Linked DNA regions of Homo sapiens: region 2 is linked to region 1. The links are chromatin loops, found by intact Hi-C in ENCODE. Cell type or tissue: CD4-positive, alpha-beta T cell. All regions are shown on one strand. Links, peaks and the distances in the headings refer to the core of each region. The heading gives the core; the rest is flanking DNA. Region 1 holds the start of GLIPR1L1 (GLIPR1 like 1). Region 2 overlaps GLIPR1 (GLI pathogenesis related 1).

The links. Hi-C counts contacts between places; a loop is a spot of excess contacts. Peaks named below come from ENCODE experiments on the same cell type or tissue, not always from the same donor. Only the 100,000 strongest peaks of a DNase experiment are listed, where the experiment ranks them.
Region 2: it touches region 1 in a loop (5-fold over the local background); 42 of 110 quality-filtered maps call a loop at or near these places.

What each region holds. Positions count from the first base shown.
Region 1 is chr12:75,333,045-75,335,970 of GRCh38, reverse strand. It overlaps GLIPR1L1 (GLIPR1 like 1), which reads right to left and starts at 1,301. Exons shown (of 6, transcript NM_001304964.2): 1 at 1,069-1,301. The coding sequence starts at 1,242. It also overlaps a transcript of CAPS2 not described here. RefSeq lists a silencer at 1,455-1,564. In CD4-positive, alpha-beta T cell, for the core only: a CTCF peak has its summit at 1,459 (motif pointing left); a DNase peak (open chromatin) is centred at 1,450; H3K4me3 peaks cover 628 bases; H3K27me3 peaks cover 634 bases.
Region 2 is chr12:75,483,737-75,486,662 of GRCh38, reverse strand. The region is part of intron 2 of GLIPR1 (GLI pathogenesis related 1); the gene reads right to left. GLIPR1-AS1 (GLIPR1 antisense RNA 1) reads left to right here. Exons shown (of 2, transcript XR_007063373.1): 2 at 505-2,926. Among named protein-coding and RNA genes, the nearest start is that of GLIPR1, 4.4 kb to the right of the region's middle. RefSeq lists a silencer at 1,114-1,283. In CD4-positive, alpha-beta T cell, for the core only: a CTCF peak has its summit at 1,226 (motif pointing left); a DNase peak (open chromatin) is centred at 1,202; H3K4me3 peaks cover 150 bases.

The DNA.
Region 1 (2,926 bases), core at 94-2,593:
TATAAAGAACATTTATTATATTTAACCCCACATTTACTCTTTTTTATCATACATTTACAATAAAACTCTAAAGGCATCAACCATATTAATACTAATATTAGTATTTCTGAATTCCGTTGAAGATTTATTTCTAGTTAATTTATGCCTTGGACAACCCCAAGCTGGTAAACATTATATATTAAAATATCTTAACAATTCTGCATTAAAGAGATTAGTTTATTCTTGTTTCATTTCTGATACATATTTGAATCTTTCTCCATCAAAATATAATTTTCTTATACAGTAGACTAGTACAGTTTTGAACTTATTTTAATGCCTGAGTTGTGATTTTATAATTACTTTTGTTTTCCACTGGATAGAAAAGAAGAAAGCTGGAATAGATATGAGTTATACTGTATCTACATCTGCATAGCACATAAAATAGACTAATACTATCAACGTTTATGCTCATAGTGATGCATTTATAAACAAGAAAAAGTTACAATGCAAGGGAAATTTCCAATCATACAATTCATAGTCAAGTATTTAAAATTTTGTAAATTCTATGGATTATTTAATAATCCAATGCTTTTTATGCTTATTCTTCAATAGAGTACTGTATTTTTTTCAAATAATACTACACATGAAGTGTTGTTTTGATCTTGGATTCATATGATATAAAAATAAGTAAGAGAACAAGAGAATCTCCATTCCTGGGCTATTTCTTTGGTATCTTGTATCTTGGTTGTGGGGGGTGGAAATTGCTAGCTAAAAAATGGAAGAAAGAAAACAAAATAATCCTGTGTTCAGTACTTATAACTTTAGTGGTGCAACAAAGCAACTTCCAAACACTGCTCCAGCATCCCCACCTTCCCCGCAAGAGGCAAGGAACAGCTTCAAGTCTTCCTTTCTTGTTCACTCCTATGACTCTGGAGGAGACAGCCCAACCAAGGTGTGAATTTTTTTCTTTTTAACTGCATATATGTAAAGTCCGGATTGAATTAGTACAAGTTAAGTCCGTGAAATTTATCACCCAGATACCTCAGGATGAGTCAGGGATTTAAGAGCCCAGCCCTGGTTCTTTCTCACCATGTATTTCATGTCGGCCGCGGGAGGGTTGACTTTGCCACGCCATTCGTTGTGGGCTTCTATGCAGTTGTCTATAAAGTGTGGGTCAGTGATGGATGGGATTTTGGAAGATGTAGTGGCTACCAAACACAGACCCAAGATCCATAAACAACTGAATTTATTCTTCAGAGCCATGGAAGGATGTGGAGGATGCGGAGGATGCCCTGACTGCGCGGACCAGTAACGGCTGGGGCAACCCGATTTCCCCACGCCCCCGCACCACGCTCTCCCTTGGCTCCATCCTGCCGCACAGGCTCGAGCCCAGCGCGGCTGGATCAACTTGTCAGTGTCGCTGTGGGGAAGAACAGGCAGCAGGGTTCCCCTTCCACAAAGCTCTGAGCTACAGGGGAAAGCTCTGAGTCGCCCTCTGGTGGAGGGAATTTCAACCATCCAAACTGCTTTCTGTGGATCCAATCTGTAATCTGCAGAGCGCGTCTGGATTGTAATACAGATTGCAATATGCAAGCCACACAAGTTAGGTAAAGAACAAGTGCGGGATGCTGACAATGGGCCAGTCGAGTGCAAAGCACTATATATTCGTTTCTTAGACGCAGCTTCCGTGTATAGATTTTTATTGTTCTAAATAATCTAGAATCATATTGCCACTTCCCTCAGAGATTGGGAATAGAGTAAGAATAGGCAATTCTTATACAGTGACATACAGTGATCCTAAATTATCAACTTGTCAAACATTTAATAATTTCCTTCTGTTTTTTCGTCTGAAGAGACCGAATGCTTAGATAGATAACAATAGATGCTTGGAAAATGTAGCCAAGTAGTTCCTCTTGACAAAATCTTCCCTTTTTGATAGTTTGGAACAGAGCCACTGTATGGTGACTGGTAGACTCCAAGAGTTGCTTTAATTGATACACTGAGACTGGGATGGACAGAGTACATTTGATTGTCTATTTTACCTGCAATGCAATATAAATCAACGTCATTTGGCTTAATGTTTTAAATTCATTACATCAGTTATATTGATATTCTGTAATAAACCAGCATTTTTCCCCATGACATTAATTTTTTTTAGTATTTCTATGTTTCAAATAAATACCTTTACTTAGTAATTTGAAGTTGTTTACAATGCTGTTTAATTCAAGTGAACACGTACTTACATCTGCTGAATGATCCGCCATAGTCAACCTTGACACAAAAAACAAAAACCAAAACAAACTACTTTGATGCAGCTACTATCTTTTTAAAAATAAAAAGCAGAAAATTAGATTATAAGAAAACGAAAAATGCAAGGATCCTAATGGAAATTCTACTGGGCAATAGATAATATATTTCTAGTCTACTACCAGCTAATGGAGAATTGCTGTATATACTACTTTCATATCACATACATAGTCCAAACTGAGCTTCTGATATCCCACACCCAAAGACATGAACATATATACGTGTGTGTGTGTGTGTATATGTGTGTGTGTAGGTATACAGATAGATAAATCAATACAGTTATATACATCTACATGTGTCTATATATATATGTCTCTTCCTGGATATAAAGATATCTATAGGCATATACACACATACATATACACACATACATTTATATATGTAAAGTTCTCTCTATGTATAAATCTGTTTGTATACACATATATGTGTGTGTGTCTGCCTATAGACATATATACATCTACACAGAGAGAGATACAGATGTCTATAGGCATATATACATATACATATGTTTGTATACAAAGAGAAAGAGAACTTTTAAGGAATTGGCTCACATTACAGTGGGGGGCTACAATAAAAAATCTGAAGTCCTAGGTATGGCCCAAAAGACACTACATAATCTGACCATGGCTAGTTCTCTGGC
Region 2 (2,926 bases), core at 121-2,620, 150 kb before region 1:
TTTATTGCTGAGTAATATTTATTACGTGGATGTAGCACAGTTTATCTATCCAAGTCAGTCTCTTTTTAAAAGCTTCATGGGCACTCTGGTTTTTGGTTAAACTTGTGGGCTTTGGAGCCACAAGGCTTGAGTTCATATTCAAGCTTTGCCACTTACAGTGTGACCTTGGTCTTAGGTTCCTTATCTATTAAATGAGGATAATAACAATACCAACTCCATAGGCCTATTTTGAAGTTTTAAATGAGCTTCTGGAACATAGCAAGCACTCAGCAAATATTCTTGTTTCATTCCCTTACCACTAAGTTTCTTAGGCTTAAAAATTCTTAACACTTTAATTTTTTTTTTTATCAGGCAGGTTTCTGTTGTATGTTTTCTTACTGTAGTAAACAAAAAACCATAATTATAAGCGCTACTCATTTTTGAGAACTTAGGTGTATCATTAAGCATTTTACATGTGACATCATGTTTAATCCTTATAAAGTGTTATTGCTCTTCCTTTTGTAGGTAAAAGATTGGAACCTAATTCTGCCTGGCCATGAAGTACTGTGAGGACAGTCCATGCCCTCAGCAAGATGCTTTTAGAGTGTTTTCTCTTTTAGCAAGCTCTTCAGAACCAGGAACCACTCTTTATACCTTTCTTACAAAAGCACTGCACCTGGGGAACCCAGAGGGAAGGAAGATGTCTCCCTTATAGGCCCACAACCCCTTCCTACCATCTTTCCCTTTCAATTCTCGGTATGAGCTCTTCTGGTTCATTATCGGGAGTATGGTAACATTGTAACATATATGAAACCTACTACAGAAATTGTGAAACAGGTCACATTTCCATGGTTCTATGCGAGTATAAAAATAAAGCTGGCCGAGGCGGGCGGATCACGAGGTCAGGAGATCGAGACCATCCCGGCTAAAACGGTGAAACCCCATCTCTACTAAAAATACAAAAAATTAGCCGGGCGTAGTGGCGGGCGCCTGTAGTCCCAGCTACTTGGGAGGCTGAGGCAGGAGAATGGCGTGAACCCGGGAGGCGGAGCTTGCAGTGAGCCGAGATCCCGCCACTGCACTCCAGCCTGGGCGACAGAGCGAGACTCCGTCTCAAAAAAATAAATAAATAAATAAATAAATAAATAAAATAAAGCTGTCAAGAGGGTGAGAGGAGGAGGCAGGAAGAGAAAAACTAAAATAAGATCAGTAGCGCCATCTAGTGAGAAATCCTAGCACTATCAAATCCAAGTAATCCTCTACCCTGCCCAGATACTTTAATTAAACTATTTCTAAACTTTATAAAGCTGAACTGTCAGCAACAGAATGTCGAATTTGAGTCATCTTCCATTTTATACACCAACATTTTTTCTCAATGCCAGTCTATCTCCAGTGAAGACAAAGCTAAAGTGTTGAATGAATACATCAAGAAATATCATACATTTTGTGAGGAGTTAATGGGCCTGAATCTATTTTCTTTATTCTGTACAACCTCCCATCATCAGCCAAAATCTGCAAATAGCTCGATTTTTGAAGAGAAGATGAGGATAAGTAGGAGGTTGTAATATCCACTTAAAGTAACTGTTCAGCATGAATTTAACACAGCAATTGAGTAGTTTTGAGTCCCCCAGGAAGATTTCTTGTCATGATGAAAACAGTCTTTCACCTAGCTATCAGATCCTTCTTCCATTATGATTGTTGGAAAACCAGCTTATGTAAGGATCTACCCTTTGTTCAATGCCTACTAAATACTAGTATTTTATTAGGTAATGTATACATATTTTATTTGTCAGGCCTCTGAGCCCAAGCTAAGCCATCATATCTCCTGTGACCTGCACGTATACATCCAGATGGCCTGAAGTAACTGAGGAATCACAAAAGAAGTGAAAATGCCCTGTTCCTGCCTTAACTGATGACATTACCTTGTGAAATTCCTTCTCCTGGCTCATCCTGGCTCAAAAGCTCCCCCACTGAGCACCTTGTGACTCCCACCCCTGCCAGCCAGAGAACAACCCCCTTTGACTGTAATTTTCCATTACCCAAATCCTATAAAACAGCTCCACCCCATCTCCCTTCATTGACTCTCTTTTTGAACTCAGCCTGCCTGTACCCAGGTGATAAAAAGCTTTATTGCTCACACAAAGACTGTTTGGTGGTCTCTTCACAAGGACGCAAGTGAAATTATTATTTAAGCCTTCCAACATATCTAATATCTGAACCTCAACTCTTCATCTTACTAGCTAAATGACATCAGGGGAACAACTTATTAACCTCTCTAAGTCTGTTTATTCACCTGTGGGTAATACCATTAACATCTCCTTAATAGATTTGTGGTAATAATTGAATGAGGTCTTCAGTGTAGAGAGCTAAACACTATGCCCATTTAAAAAGTGATTGCTGCTGCTCTATCTTCCCAGCCCAGGGGGTTCTTGGACATTCTCCCCGTGATGAGTGCCCCTCTTCTGAAGTGGGGGTAGAATGTAGTGGTTTCTTAAAGAGGATCACTCATGTTAGGATCACTGAGCTTGGGTTTTAATATCTGTATGTATGGGACTGGGTTTTAGAAAATGAATTTTCTCATGACCAAAATATTAGTCCTCCTTTTTTCCCTTAGATGTAAGGGGAAATTTTACAAGTAAGCTCAGTTAATTTTGGGAGGGCCATCTGTGAAATCTCAGGCATTTATGGCATAAACTCAAATGTTCTCTTCTTTCGATTTCCTGGAATGGTGAACATGGAGTGTCTTAACTTGTGTATTGAGCATGGTTTAGGAGTCTGTTGTCAATTTTACAGTCTTTTGACCTCTATATATTTGGCATGCTGAGCTTCTTGCCATTGATCTAAAGTACCAGGCCCATTCATACACATTGTATACTTTCCACACCTTGCTGAGAATTCTCTTCCCTTTCCTTTTCATCTGAAAAATTCCCACTCAGTTTTCAAGTAC